Regions from separate parts of the Homo sapiens genome. Here region 1 is linked to region 2. Evidence: chromatin loops called from intact Hi-C (ENCODE). Cell type or tissue: mammary epithelial cell. All regions are shown on one strand.

What was found. A loop is a pair of places that touch in the nucleus more often than their neighbours do. Peaks named below come from ENCODE experiments on the same cell type or tissue, not always from the same donor. Only the 100,000 strongest peaks of a DNase experiment are listed, where the experiment ranks them.
Region 1: a loop joins it to region 2, with 15 times the contacts of the local background. A loop is called at or near these places in 18 of 110 quality-filtered maps.

Annotation. Positions count from the first base shown.
Region 1 is chr3:33,788,783-33,796,782 of GRCh38, reverse strand. It overlaps PDCD6IP-DT (PDCD6IP divergent transcript), which reads left to right. Exons shown (of 2, transcript NR_183731.1): 2 at 1-3,139. Among named protein-coding and RNA genes, the nearest start is that of PDCD6IP-DT, 5.7 kb to the left of the region's middle. RefSeq lists an enhancer at 6,637-7,534. In mammary epithelial cell, no CTCF peak of the experiment used is centred here; DNase peaks (open chromatin) are centred at 4,912 and 6,482; H3K27ac peaks cover 2,533 bases.
Region 2 is chr3:32,944,636-32,952,635 of GRCh38, reverse strand. It overlaps CCR4 (C-C motif chemokine receptor 4), which reads right to left and starts at 992. Exons shown (of 2, transcript NM_005508.5): 1 at 946-992. In mammary epithelial cell, CTCF peaks have their summits at 4,748 (motif pointing left) and 7,207; DNase peaks (open chromatin) are centred at 4,725 and 7,325.

The sequences.
Region 1 (8,000 bases), 840 kb before region 2:
CCCGCTTTAGCCTCCCAAAGTGCTGGGATTACAGGCGTGAGCCACTGCACCCGGCCTATTTTACCACAATTTATAAAAATTTTTGTTTATTTTAATTAAGCTATTCTATGTTAAAATAAGTAGCCACCCTTGGCTGATGCATAAAGAAAAAATTAGAGGAAGGAAAGAATGGAGGCAAGGAGGCAAATCATGAGACCATTTCAGAAATCAAGACGAAATCAGGAAAGCTAACATTAGCAAGAGTGAACCAAACTGATAATATCTTTGAGTTTAAAACTGAAGAATTTACCAATGAACTGCATAGGAAAGTAAAGAAAAGAGAGTGGTCAAGATAGGTCCTGGTTTTGGGGCCTGAACATCTGAGTGGTTAGTAGAATCATTACCAGTTGATAACCCATGGAAGAGGGTGGGGGATGGGTGGTGTCTTGTAGGTTGGTTGACAGGACTGACCCATTGGGAAGATAACGAAGAAGCAAAGTATATGAAAAGAGGAGAAAGGGTAACCAGAGGAGGGAGGATACAAAGGGAGTGATTAGCCATCAGAAAGATGAGGGACATGACATTTGTTGAGGCAGATGGCGGAGAAAAGAAAGTTAACATAGATGTGGTTAGTTTTGTGGCATTGACCAAAGGAAGATTAAGGTGATACTATCTGATGGCTTGGAATGAAAACCAAACTCCCTGCCACAACATGATGATCTTTCTCTGCAACTTCATATTTTGCCTCTTGTTCCTCATTTGTTACCACTGAGTCACAATGGTCTTTTTAGTTTCTCAAACACACCAAGATCTTTCTTGCCTCATGTGACCTAGAATGTTTTCTCCCTTTCTTCATATCTCAGTTGAAAGGTCTCCTCTCCTCATCATCATACTATCTAAAGTAGATTCCCTCCCTTGTTAACCTCTAGCGCAGCCATTAGTTCCTTCATAACACTTACCCTAACTTGCAAGTATTTTGTTTGTTGATATAATTTTTATCTGACTTCCCCACTAAAATGTAAGCTCCATGAGGGCAAAAATTGTGTGTTTTGTATACTGATGCATCTCTAGCACTTGGTATAGCAGGCATTCAATAAATATCATTAAATAAGTTTCACCCTTGTAAAAAAAAAAAATATATATATATAAAATATATTCTCTACTTCCAAAATAACACACTTTCACCAACAACAAGCACTCCAGCTAATTAGGCAATAGGCCAATAAGCAAAGAATTATGGTATATTAGTCAAGATTGGCTAGCTTATGTTCTGACAATAAACAATTTCAAAATCTCAGTTTCAATTTTAAACTCAAAGATACTAATAAACATTTGTTCTTTGCTCACACAAAGTCTAATATGGAACAGGCTTAGAGTTGTCCTCCAACCAGTGTCTGAGCAATCCAGACCACTTTGATCTTGTAACTCTGCCATCCCAACATGAGATTCCACTTTCACTGCAGAAGAGGAAATCTGTAGCATCATGCAGCAGCTTGTCACTACCTCAGCCCTCCTACTTCCACTTGCATTTCACTAGCTAGAACCTTTCACATGGCTCCACCAAACTGCAATGGGACTGGGAAGGGAGAATCAGATATTAGGGAGCATTTATAATGCCTTCCAAGGGTGTGTTTCACTGCTTCCAAACTTGCTTATGATGATGTTTTTCATTTATGTAATGAAATGCCATATGTTCTTAGTGTGTATTCTCAGCATAACGAGTACATTTGGAGAATATTAAGTCAGTGGACTTTCCTTCTTGAAAATTCCTGGTTCTGGGCCTATCATTAACCCCACTGATTGAACCAGTGGAAATAGTTGCCTCTTCGAATGGAGAGAACCCTGCTGAAGGCAGCTTTGAGTTTCAAAATAGTGTGTTTCAAGTCCACATGGAGACGATAGCCTGAAAGTAAGCACTTATGATTTTTGGAGGAGTCTTTGTTATTAAGGAGAAAAGAGGCTTACAGAAGTCAGATTCAGAAGACTGTAGTATTTTTACAATAAATGAGAGTAAACAGTATAAGGATTTGATGTAAGGGAAGTTCCTGCAGTGCAAGAAAGAAAGTCCTTTTGGTGCTGAGCGGAACAGTCTAAGAGAGAAAAGGTGAAGAACAAAAGGAAAATGTAAATGTGGTATTCACACTTCCCTACTCCACACTCAGGATAAACCTAGAGTATGAGGTAGAGGCGGGAATCTAGAGGGGAGGAAGCATAGAATAGGAACACCCAAATAGACTTGATGAAACAAAAAACATCAAGGATGGCTCCCGTGTCACCTGGGAAGACACACTTCATGTAAGGAATGGAAAAAAGGCAATGGTAAGGGACAGGGGCCCTGGATTTTTTACAACATGCGATAGAGAACTATTTGTCTCCTTAATTTATTTAACTTTAAAAAATAATAATGAATGAAAGAAAAATTACCCATTTTTCAAATATGGGTGTGTAAGTTTTTTCCACTTTGTACAAAAAATTTTAAAGAAACGAAAACTGCTGAACACCTTATATTCAGAATTACTCCCTGTATAAGCCCATTCCAATTCCATATACTGCTGATTAAATTTCCATCAGTTGGCAGTTCTCTAATATCAGTTTCACTGCTATTTAACTAACTACTGCCCTTTGCTACCAGTGTCTCTCTTGGATGAGAGTCACTTTACTTGAATAAGATAACTTCTGAGAATAAATCTATGCACTATTTTGGAAGAATTGCTCTATAGAGTAAAAAATAATTCTGGATAATTGAAAGTTATCTTGTGAGTATCTGGACATTAAGGATACATTTCAAGACTCCTGTTTTCACTAAAATCCAATATTTGTTTAAGCACTTCAAGTTAAAGAGGAGCACCTTCCCCTTTCACCCTGACTATCGTTGTTAATTCGTTTTTGAAGCTATATAAGAACGTTTCTTTAATCGGTTTTCCCTTAGGCATACATTAGCTCTCTGTTCAAGACTTAGTAGCAGAGAGTAGTAAGTAAATGGTTATTAGTGGTTCTTCATATAAAACACATTTGAGTTTCTTAGAAGAAAACTATGCATAAAGATTACTTTCAGATATCATGTCTGTAGTTCGTTAATAGAGAAGTTTCTCTGAACGTGTGGAACACTGTAATAAGATAAATAAATTTTTAAAAAGAAAAAGTAAGCATATATACAAAATGTATGTAATTTCATTTGTCTTCACTTATTTAATATTTATAACCATACATTAAATGAAAACCAAATCCTACAAGCTTCATGGTACAAAGTTTTGGTAATACTTGGATGACCAGACTAAGTTATTCAGCAGATATTTTTTGAGCTTATACTGTGTGCCAAACAAAATGTAGTTCAAGAGAATTCTATGACCAATCTATTAATCTATTGTATATATTTACAGAGGTCTTTAATCCACCCTTATATAAGGTAGTTCAGCAAACAGTTCATAGGAGGAGGTCTAGGAAAGCAGTTAAGGAAAGTCCTAAAATGGCAGCTCTGCAGCAAGCAGAAAGTACAACTAGCCCAGAATAAGGAGAGGGTGGAGGGGCGCAGGAGGAAGATCCAATAGAGGGAAAAAAAAGGTTGAAGGGATTAGATAGAATAAAAACCACCAGGGTTCTCGTTGGAAAAATTATTCTTTTCCCTTTGTAATTAACAACTAATTTGTGGGAATATAATTCGAGGCTATTAAACATACTGTTCCACATTAAACTTTCTTCCACTAGTTTTAGCATACTTCGATGATTCTTCCATGAATCTAATATTTCTGTGATGATTGCAAAATGGTAATTTTCTTATCCATTATTCTGCCTATATCTATTAGCTGACATTATTCTAGAAAGAAGAATTTTCTTTTCTCCCTTATTTATTCATTTATATGTTTATACCAGCATGGACCCATAGATTTTTATTTAATTTGGTAGATTATAATCTGTTATTATTATTTATTTTGACGCTCAGATTGTCCAAGATTTGACTGATATGAACACCCTCAAGCTGGCTCCTGTGTTCTTTTTCTTCCAATATTTTCTTTTCTTTTCTTTTCTCTTCTTTTCTTTGTTTTTTTGTTTTGTTTTTTTGAGACAGGGTCTGGCTCTTTTGCCCAGGCTGGAGTGCAGTGGTGCAGTCATGGCTCACTACACCCTCAACCTTCCAGGCCCAGGCTCAAGCAATTATCCTACCTCAGCCTCCCAAGTAGCTAGGACTACAGGTGCACACTACCATGCCCGGCTAATTTATTTGTTTATTTTTTGTAAAGACGGAATATCCCTATGTTGCCGAGGCTGGTCTCAAACTCCTGGACTCCAGGGATTCTCCTGCCTCAACTTCACAATTCATTTTTAAAATTTCAGCCACAGCATAGAGTTTTGCAATAAACACTCACCTACCCACCACCTAGATTCTAACATTAACATTTTACTATGCATGCTTTATCTCACATTTGTCCATCTAATCTTCCCTCTATCCACCCATAAATCTACCTTGCTTTTTGGATCCATTTCATAGTAAGTTGCAGTCATCAGAAAGGAAAAGTAAAATAAGTAAATTTATTGGTAAATAGGCAATTGATGGGAGTCAAAAGATATTTAAATGATATCAATGAATGTCACTTAAAGTTAAAAAATCGAATAGCAGAAGGAGGTAAAGAAAAAAGGAAGTAAAGAAAAAGACTTTTAAAATGACTCACAAAAGAAAACCCAATGTGATAGATTATAAAATTGGCCACAAACTCTTCCTCTCCCTTTATCATGATTTTGCAGTGTGACATTGCAGATCTTCCCACCAGGAAGTGGAGTCTTTTTCTGCACCCTTTAAGTCTAGGTCGTTGATGTGAGCTGCTTTGGCCAATGGGGCATTAGCAGTTGTGATGCAAGCAGACACTTCAGTCATCAGGGTTTGTCCTCTCTTACTGCACTTGCAACCCCGTGACCTCCATGTGTACCGTCTTGCCTGCTGGATTATGAGAGACGTGGTTGAGTCACTCTCCTAGCCCTAACCAACAGTCTGCTAATTGTCAGACATATGAACAAGGCTATCTTAGATCATCCAACAACCAGGCAACACCCTAGATGACCTCAGACACAGAAGCAAGCACCTGAGAGATCAACTGAGCCAATCTAGACCAGAACTGTTAAGCCAACCTACAGAATTATGAGCTAAATAAATGGCTGGTTTTTAAGTTTTGGCATGGTTTGTTATGCAACAGAAGCTAACTGATACACTATCATTATGGTACATGCAAGCAACATACCTAAAACAAAATGATTCAGAAAGGCTAAATAGAAAGGAATAGACAGACATACTAGGTGCTGTGGACTGAATGTGTACCCCCAACAGTCACTTCTTGAAATTCAGTTCCAAATGCGATGGTATTTGGAGGTGGGACCTTTGGAAGGTAATTAGATTGTGAGCACAGAGCCCTCATGAATAGGATTAGTGCCCTTCTAAGAAGAGACGCAACAGCACTTGCTTCCTCTCTCACTCTGCTATGTGAGGATACAGTAAAAAGGTGTCTATATGCAAAGCAGTAAGAGGGCACTCACCAAAACCCAATCATGCTGGTACCCTGCTCTTAGACTTCACATCCTCCATAACCGTAAGAAATAAATGTTGTTGAAGCCACCCAATCTATAACAGCTTGAACTAACTAAAACACCAGACAAATGGAAACAATAGGAGTGCAGGGTCGTTCTTTTGATATCAGACAATTCAGACCAAAAAGGCTTAAATGTAATTAAGGACATTTCATAATGCTAAAGGCTAAAATTATCCAGAAAAAAAAATGTAGCTAAAAGCCACAATAAAGATAAGAGTTTGAAATATCAAACTTTTGTATCAGCTAACCCAAAATATCTGTGTACCAAGTAACACAGCAACCACCATCATAAAAAAGAAACTATGGGATTACATTTCCAAGTAATAATTTCTTATCTTTGGCCAACTCTGTGAGTAGCTAAGGGAATTTTAAAAAGTGTTACTCAGGGATGATCCAAAGAAGATACATTTGGAAGCAAGATAGGTGGATTAAGTCTGTGCTGAATAATAATTTGTCATACCTCATTATAAGAGATGTGGCCATGGCCAGGCGTGGTGGCTCACACCTGTAATCCCAACACTTTGGGAGGCCGAGGAGGGCAGATCTCTTGAAGTCAGGAGTTTGAAACCAGCCTGGCCAACATGGTGAAAACCCAATTCTAATAAAAATACAAAAAAATTAGCCGGGCGTGATGGCAGGCGCCTGTAATCCCAGCTACCGAGGAGGCTGGGGCAGGAGAATCACTTGAACCCGGGAGGCAGAGGTTGCAGTGAGCTGAGATTGTGCACTACTGCCTGGGTGACAAAGCGAGACTCCGTCTCATAAAAAAGAGAGAAAGAGAGAGATGGCCTTGTAAAATTACAGGACAGAAGGACAGATGGGAAAATATGTATCTTCTACCTTGTGGTTAGGCTGTACTCTATGAAAATTAATATTTGTCCTTGGGAGATGGTGATTCAGCAGTCCCCTGCAGCACAGTCAGGAGAGCAAAGAAGTTCATTGATGACTCACAAGAGAAGTGAGTTCCTTCACCTGTCCTTTACTTTTTGGTGAAACCTGGATAAAGTTCCCCACGTTCTCCACCCTAACTTGGAATATAAGAGAACTCCTCTACTCTCACCCAGCACAGTCTCCCCCAGAGTATTATTCTAGCTTACTTGTTATTAAATGGGTAATTTTGCTCTCCAGTGGTCATTTTTGGTTGTCACAACTTGGTGGGAGAGGATGCTACTAGCCTCTAGTGGATAGAAGCTAGAGATGCTTCTAAACATTCTACAATGCACAGGACAGTCTCTCATAGCAAAAATATTATCCAGCCCTAAATGTCACTAGTACTAAGGGTAAAATTCGCTTGAAAAGCATATTACTCAGAACAGGCTCCAAATTTTGAGAAATATACCGCTAGGGGTATAGTCTGATCTATTTGGAAGGGGTGGGTTGTTCAGAGAATGAATAAAGTCTTGCTTTGAAAGGTGAGAAGAAGGAAGCATTGTTGCAGAGATATTGGCTCCTAAGAATAGGGGAGAAAAATAAGGAAGTGGAGTACATCAATGAGGGGTGAACTTCCAGAGGAATTTTCCATTAAACTAAAGAGAAATTTACTGCCATTTTCTTTATTGACCCCACCCTCATTAAAGGCAGAATGAAGGAACAAGACAGCAAAGAATGTGACTGGCCCCATGGAAAGGAAGTTGTATCCTATCCTGGGGACTCTGTCCAGATGTTCCAGGTGGTGACAAACAGCAACATAATATAGTGGTTTATGCAGACTTCTTCACACATGTGAGGAGCAAGCTTGGAAGTTCAAAGGGTTTGATGTAAGTTGCTCTGTCTGGTAGGCATTGTGGTTCTTCTACCTCCAATATACTTTCACCCATTCACCCCTCTCTGAAGTTAGTATCCTCCTGATCTCACCCTGGGTGTCCTCGCCTCTCCCTCTTTGTTCTTTGTCTTAAGCCTTAAGGGATAAGAATGTGGCTCAGGCCTTAGATCATTATCATAATCCCGTCCTCAAGCCCCAGTAGTACAGAAAAAAAAAAAATGACCCAATTCTGACTATAGAGATGTAAAAAGAGGTTTGCCAGAGATAACAGAGAAGGAAGCTTCTTAGCTCTTTTGAGGGAATTTCTGAAAGTTACCCCACTCTCTAGATGTGGCTGAAAAAAAGTATCTCTGTGTATTAGGGTTCTTGCACACAATAGAAATGAACTGTGGATAATTTAAGCAGAAAGCAAATTTATTAAAGGATATCAATGAGTTCATAGACTCTCTGGAAGACCAGAGAATCCGGCTTCAGGGCCACACAACAATTTATCCTATTGTAGAACTGCTCCAAAGAAAACACCACCATTGCTCCCAATGAGCACAAATACCCCACTGGCAAGGGTGCTGGTCCCTAGGGACTTTCACCTGAACTTCTGCAACTGCTGCTTCTGGAGCTAGTACTGCCACTCTTGCCAGGAGGGTTTCTGCATGGTGATTGCATCTTCATGTCACCAGATTTCA
Region 2 (8,000 bases):
CATTCGATCTCTCCCCACACCCCCACCACCACACACCCAATGCCCAAACTGTGTTTCTCAAGAAAGGGCTTTTGAAGCCAGGTGTGCAGTGGCCCACGCCTATAATCCCAGCACGTCGGGAGGCCGAGGAGGGAGGATCACTTGAGCCAAGGAGCTCCATGCCAGCGTGAGCAACATAAGGAGACCCTGTCTCTACAAAAAATTGTTTTAAAAGTTAGCTGGGTGTGGTGGTACGTGCTGATAGTACCAGCTACTCAGGAGGCTGAGGCAGGAGGATCCCTTGAGCCCAGGAGTTCAAGGCGCAGTGAGCTATGATGGCACCATTGCACTTCAACCTGGGCAGCAGAGTGAAATCCTGTCTCAAAAAAAATAAAAAATAAAAAGGAAAGAAAAGAAAAAGAAAAAAAGAAAGAAAAAAGATTTTGGTTTACTCATGCAAATAGATACTGAACACCTGTTACATCACAGAGTCTCCAAAAAAGTTTGTTGAATGACTAACAATTCTAGTCTTTCTCCACCATTTTACCAGTGAAAATGAAAGGCATAAACAAGGCTGAGGAGTTAGGAAATTATCAGGAGAACAAAAAGCCAGGAGACACAGCTGGTAAGTGTCTGGAATTATTCTGTAGGCCTTGCGTGTGTGGTATTTCTTGCCTGGGAGTCTTGCTAGAAGCAAGAAGCAGACAAGTGTATATTTTTTATGAAAATGATCTATTTATTTGGGGCATGTGGACTCAGGCCAGATGTGTGCAGGAAGAGAGTCCTGCATAAATTAGTGCCCATCAGATGAGGGCTCAGAGGGTGTGGGGACAGGTAGAAGGTGTGTGGGCTGCAAGGTAGGTGCCAAGTGTAAGCCCTAGACTCGTGAGGGGCCTGAGCATCTCAGCCAGGTCCAGAAAGCAGTGTGCGACCCAAGACCCTGGGAATGTCCCCGTCCCTGCTTACCTTGCTTTTCTGAAAGCGGCTCTGAGGAAGGTCTGTGAGGCAATGCCAGGCTTGCTCAGGAAGCACGATGCTAAGAAGGACCCGGTGCCTTTCAAGGGTGCGTGGCTTCCTGTGAGCACGAGTTATCTCCCTCACCCAACTGTACTAAGTTCAAGTGGGGTTTTTTGATAGAAGTAGGAAGCAGAAAATGATTCTTAGTCATTTCCCAAGACCGAAGGCCAAGAAGATGTGCCAAAAAAAGATTAAGAAAAAAAATGAAGTCATTTTCTTTTTAAAAAAGATTTTTAGTTTTTTTAAAAATACAAAAATGTATTTGTTGGTTTTTAAAAAAGAGATTTTTTTAAAGAAACAGGGTCTCACTCTGTCACCCAGACTGGTGTTCAGTGGTGCAATCATAGCTCACCGTAACCTTGAACTCCTGGGCTCAAGTGATCCTCCTGCCTTAGTCTCCCAAGTAGCTGAGACTAGAGGTGCAAGCCACCATGACTGACTAATTTTAATTTTTGGGGAGATAGGGGTCTTGCTATATTGCCCAGGCTCATCTTGAACTACTGGCCTCAAGCAATCCTCCCACCTCAGCTTCCTAAAGCACTGGGATTACAGGAATCAGCCACTCCTTTTTCGCTTTTTAGTTTAAAAAAAAAAATTCCATTTAACTGGCCATATGCGGTAGCAATGATCTCTACATTTTGGATCAGCAACCTGTTTGCTAGTTTCTCATCATGGATATGCAGGGGCCAGCAATCAAGATGTGCAATGTTCTCCTGACAACTGGGATCTGAGAGGCCAGGGTGAGAAGGAAGGCCAGAGATAGTCAAGAAAAAGGATATTCAAGAAGAGAGAAGAGAAAAATTTGTCCAAATGTATGTGTCTGTGAGTGACTTGGAAGGCATCAGCCAACCACATTCTTTGATTCAATAGTTGACATGGCCTCAAACCAGTGTGAAGTGGCCTGGCAACATAGCTTCAAGTCCTTTTGAGTCAGGAAGACCCCTCACCCAAGCGCCTTCTGCTTGGGGATTGCGGAGCTTCATTGGCAGTGGTCTTGGCTGAGGTCTTGATCTTCACTTTGGATGTGGGTAGCAGTCATAAGCGAGGGGCTGACATGAGCCCTAAGTCTCTCATAGCCTCAGCTTTTTGGCAACTTCCAGATGCTTTCCCTGTGTTTCAACTGTTGCTTAGCTCTTTGATTCAGCTTAAAAGAGCCATAAAGATCATTCTTTCTAAGGAATTGGCATAAATAGAAATTAAAACACTGAGCTAGAATGGTGTTAGGGAACCCCTTCTTTTTTTTCATTATCACTTGCCCCAAGGAGTCTTTTGAGACTTTTTTTCCTAACACTCCCTCATAAAATTTTAATGCTACAAACATACCATATATCTATTTATACAGTGTATGTATATCTGTGCTTTATACATAAAATGAGTATGAAATTTTTCTCCCTCCAAGAGCCAAGTTTTATCTTGGGGGCAATATTGCCTCTACTGAGAATGCACGAGTTAGAGTAGAGAGTAGAGGCACTCAACTCAGGCTCCTTGCCTCCTTGAGGCATACAGCAATATCTGGAGACATTTTAGCTTGGGGTGGGAGGGAGTTACTACTGGCTTTTTTTTTTTTTTTTTGAGAAGGAGTCTTGCTCTGTCACCAGGCTGGAGTGCAGTGGCATGATCTCAGCTCACTGCAACCTCCGCCTCCCGGGTTCAAGCAACTCCCCTGCCTCAGCCTCCCAAGTAGCTGGGACTACAGGCACGCGCCACCATGTCCGGCTAATTTTTTGTATTTCAGTAGAGACGGGGTTTCACCATGTTGGCCAGGATGGTCTTGAACTCCTGACCTCAGGTGATCTGCCTGCCTCAGCCTCCCAAAGTGCTGGGATTATAGGCATGAGCCACCGCACCCAGCCTGCTACTGGTTTCTAATGGGTAGAGTCCAGGAATGCTGCTAAAGTCCTACAATGCACAGGACAGCCCACCACAGCAAAGAGTTGTCTGACCAAGAAGATCAATGGTGCTGAGGTTGAGAAATCCTGAGCTAGAGCAATGAGCTAGAGCAATGTTCCCCAGAGTATAAACTGTGGAACCAGATTCATGGATAGCCTGCAAAAGAGAAATGGGGATGTGTGGTCAGGTAGGTCTAGGGAATGCTGGGCTTGGGTTCAGGTTAAACACAGTTCCATCCTGCAATGCTTCCTGGGGGCCTTCCAATGCTGATATCATCCTGAGCCTCTGGAAGGAGGATTTGCAATGAAAATGTCCCACGTGTATTTGACCAGCTAATCTATGCCCATTATACAGAGTAATTTATAAAATGAACATATTTCCAGAAACATGGGGCCTGAAGAAGTTTCTGCCATTAAATTATAGACTTTGAGGTACAAGTTAGAGAGCTGGCCGGGGGCGAAGTGTGAAGGGCAGGAAAGCACGTGCCGCGGCAGGGACCTGGGCAAGTTCATCTGAGCACAACGCCTACATCTCCATGGGTTCTGCCCTGGGTGGGGGCAGTGTTAAGGTTCTAGAACATACGCTATCTAGAGGTCCAAATCATCATAAATGAGCATTGATCCATATGGGTCTATAGATGATCCCTGGAGAGCCAGTTAGTCCTCCCTTGAGTGAACCTGGCCATGAGACATGCATCCTGGTCCCATGAGTGAGGCAGAGTGTGAGCTCTAGTGGCCCCATTGGTCGAGAGGACTTGCTTTGAGTCTGAGTTTGGATCTCAGTATCACCACTTACTAGCTGTGTAAACCTAAATTTTCTTATCTGTAAAAAGGGATGATAATACTTGAGGACTGTGAGGGAACTAAATGAGCTAATATTTGTAAAGCACTTAGCATAGTGGCTGGTATATACAGGTGTTCAACAACGCAGCAGCAGTGATTAGAAATGAGTAGGATAAATACTATACACAGGAATAGCTTCCTCTCTTGAAATAGCCTAGCCCAGAGCATGCCCTTGGCCATTGCTGGGATCCCAGGAAATATTTGGATTTAGACTTTTTGGGCCACATTCAATTTCCAAGTCAGGGTTCAGGTAAAAAACAGGTTTCAGGTTTCCAAGTTGCAGAGGTTACTGCCCTGGGGACAGTCAGTCTTCAGGTTGGCAAAGTAACAACATTACTGTCCTGGAGAAACACTAAGTAGGTGTCCCTTCAGTAAGGGTTTCAAAATTAAACATCCAAAAAAAAGGACCTCAGCCCCCAAAAAAGAGTCTTTTTCTCCCCCCAAGACGGAGTTTCGCTTTTGTTGCCCAGCCTGGAGTGCAGTGGCACAACCTTGCCTCACTGCAACATCCACCTCCCCAGTTCAAGGGATTCTCCTGCCTCAGCCTCCCAAGTAGCTGGGATTACAGGCGCCTGCCACCACACCTGGCTAATTTTTTTGTATTTTTAGTAGAGATGGGGTTTCACCATTTTGTTCAGGCGGGTCTCGAACTCCTGACCTCAGATGTCCACCCGCCTCGGCCTCCCAAAGTGCTGAGGTTACAGGCATGAGTCACCACTCCCAGCCAGAATCATTGTTTTATTAATGCCCATTTCATAGATGGAGAAGTAGGAACCCAGAGACGGGAGGTGGTATGCTCAAGGCAACCCAGCCAGTGAGGAACACTGTCAGGGCTACACTCACACTCCTGACATTTACATGGACACATGTTCCATTAGGCTTCGTTTCTGAAACCTAAGCAGAAAGGAGCAGGCCAACAAAAGACTCTGCAAAGCCTACCCCAAACCATGTTGGTACACAGTACAGCGCATGCTTCCAACACGAAGGAAAGCTGGAACATGAGACTACAGCGCCCCCTGGTGCATCAAGCCTTATTTCAAGGTCAAAGTCATCAAGGTACATTGCCCAGGCTCTGGCACCATACCAACCCACAGGGACCAGCATATCTGAAATTGTGCCTTCAAGAGGAGCACCACAGGACTCAGCTGCAGAGCTACGGTGATTAGGCCTTCAAACCTGTTATTTACAGCTCAAAATGAGAAGCCTGCCAGGCAGGGCCACACCAGGAGTAACAGGGACAAGGTAACAATGAGCCGGAGCTGTAGGGGCAGTTAATGTATGGCAAGCATGTGAGGTTACTTAGCAGTTTATGTGTGGCAAGCATGTGAGGTTACTTAGGTTTCAAGGGCTTTCTGCCCATTGGCTATTTTGAATAATTTTGTGTGTTCAGAGCAAAGGGGCTGTCCCTAGTGCCTGGTACCTGGCCTCAGGGCAATTAGGGCTAATGCATAGTGGCCCCTGAGTATGAGGGTCTGATAAGAGAAGTGATTGGGGTGTGAACTTAGCTGTTCAAAAAGGGGAACTGACTGGCCTTTAGCCAGCGCCTTAAAACTGGTTCAAGACAGCATTTAAAAACCAACAACAACTATATTACAGAGGAGGTCCGAATAAACAGACAAAACTTTGGTAAGGAAATAGAAGACTGCAAACAACTAAATTACTAGTTAATTTTTTAAAAGATAACTAAAAATTCCTACACATTTGGAAATTAGACAACACATTTTCATGTGACCTGAATGTCAAAGAAGATACAACAATGGAAAACAGAAAACACATATAAGTGAATAAAAATAAAATATCACTCATCAATGTTGTGGTGGGTAGCTAAATTGGGCCATAGAAAAATTAAGACTTTAAATGGTTTTTTTGGTTTGTTTGCTTGCTTGCTTTGAGACGGAGTCTTGCTCTGTCACCCAGGCTAGAGTGCAGTGGCACCATCTCGGCTCACTGCAACCTCCACCTCCTGGGTTCAAGTGATTCTCCTGTCTCAGCCTCCAGAGTAGCTGGGACTACAGGCCAGCAACACCATGCCCTGCTAATTTTTGTATTTTTAGTAGACACAGGGTTTCAACATGTTGGTCAGGCTGGTCTCAAACTCCTGACCTCAAGTGATCCACTCCCCTCGGCCTCCCAAAATGCTGGGATTACAGGCGTGAGCCACCATGCCTGGCCTTAAATGTTTATAATTAAGAGAATGTTTAAATGTTTATGTTTAAGAGAAGAAAGACTAAAAATTAATGACTTGTTTAACTAGAAAAAGAATCAGTAATTTTCTAGAAAATTTCCAAAGAAAAAAATAATAAATAAGTTTAAAAAAAAAAGAAAGAAAGAAAAGGAAGCAGTAGGAAAAAGAAGAGCAGAATAAATTCAAAGGAGGTGTAAGGAAGAAAACAATAAATGTAAGAGCAGCTGGGCGTGGTGGCTCATACTGTAATTCCAGCTACTCAGGAGACTGAGGCATGGGAGGATCGCTTGAGGCCAAGAGTTCCGGGGTAACATAGCGAGATTCCATCTCTTAAAAAAAAAGAAAAAAAAAGAAAAGAAAACAGTCCGGGCACAGTGGCTCACGCCTGTAATCCCAGCACTTTGGGAGTCTGAGGCAGGCAGATCACCTGAGGTCGGGAGTTTGAGACCAGCCTGACCAACATAGAGAAACCCCGTCTCTACTAAAAATACAAAATTAGCCAGGCATGGTGGCGCATGCCTGTAATCTCAGCCACTCAGGAGGCTGAGGGAGGAGAATCACTTTAAGCCAGGAGGCAGAGGTTGCGGTGAGCCAAGATCACGCCATTGCACTCCAGCCTGGGCAACAAGAGCGAAACTCCATCTCAAAAAATAAAAAGAAAAGAAAAGAAAATGAAAAAAAAAATGACACATATAAGAACAGAAATCAAAAGTAAAATAAGCCCACTAAAGTATTTGGAAACACTAATGTAATTGGCATACCTCTAGGAAGATAGGCAAAGAAGCAGAAGAGAGAAAAAAGGAAACTTAAAACTGCAAATACAGACTAGCGATTAGAAACAAAAACTAGGCCGGGCGCGGTGGCTCACGCCTGTAATCCCACCACTTTGGGAAGCCAAGGCTGCTGGATCACCTGAGGTCAGGAGTTCAAAGCAAGCCTGACCCACATGGCGAAACCCCGTCTCTACTAAAAATACAAAACTTAGCTGCGCATGGTCGCAGGCACCTGTAATCCCAGCTACTCAAGAGGCTGAGGCAAGAGAATCGCTTGAACCTGGGAGGCGGAGGTTGCAGTGAGCGGAGATCTTGCCACTGCACTCCATCCTGGGTGACAAAGTGAGACCCTGGGTCAGAAAAAAAAAAAAAAGAAAAGAAAAGAAAAGGAAAGAAACCACTTATCAGTAGTTTAAATGCATTGCACAAAATCAAACTAACAGAAGATGATTTTACAGGCAAATTCCATCAAACATTCAAGGTACATATAGTAATCCTCCCTTATCCTTGGGAGATACGTTCCAAGACCCCTAGTGGGCACCTGAAACCACAGATAGTGCCAAACCCTATGTATAGTACTATATTTTTTCATCAGGTAACTCAGATGACTACTCCATGATTAATGGGCAGGTAACATATGCAGTATGGATATGCCGGACAAAGGGATGATTCACATCTCCTGTGGGATGACTAAGATTCCAACATGCTACTCAGAATGGCATGCTACTTAAAACTTAAAGAATTGTTTATTTCTGGAATTTTCTTTTCTTTTCTTTTTTTTTGAGACAGAGTCTTGCTCTGTTACCCAGGCGGGAGTGCAATGGCACGATCTCGGCTCAGTGAAACCTCTGCCTCCCGGGTTCAAGGGATTCTCCTGCCTCAGCCTCCTTAGTAACTGGGATTACAGGCGCCCGCCACCATGCCCAGTTAATTTTTGTATTTTTTAGTAGAGACGGGGTCTCACCATGTTGCTCAGGCTGGTCTCAAACTCCTGACCTCAGGTGATCCGCCCGCCTTGGCCTCCCAAAGTGCTGAGATAACAGGCGTGAGCCATGCACCCCGCCTGGAATTTTCAATTTAATATTTTTGGACCATAGTTGACCTCATCTACCTGAAACTGAGGAAAGCAATAAGGGGGAATTTCTGTAAAATTCTGATCTCATGCATATTTTTCCCCCAGAAATACAAAAAATAACACACTAAACTCTGATTGCCGGGCGCGGTGGCTTGAGCCTGTAATCCCAGCACTTTGGGAGGCTGAGGCGGGCAGATCACTTGAGGTCAGGAGTTTGAGACCAGCCTGGCCAACATGGC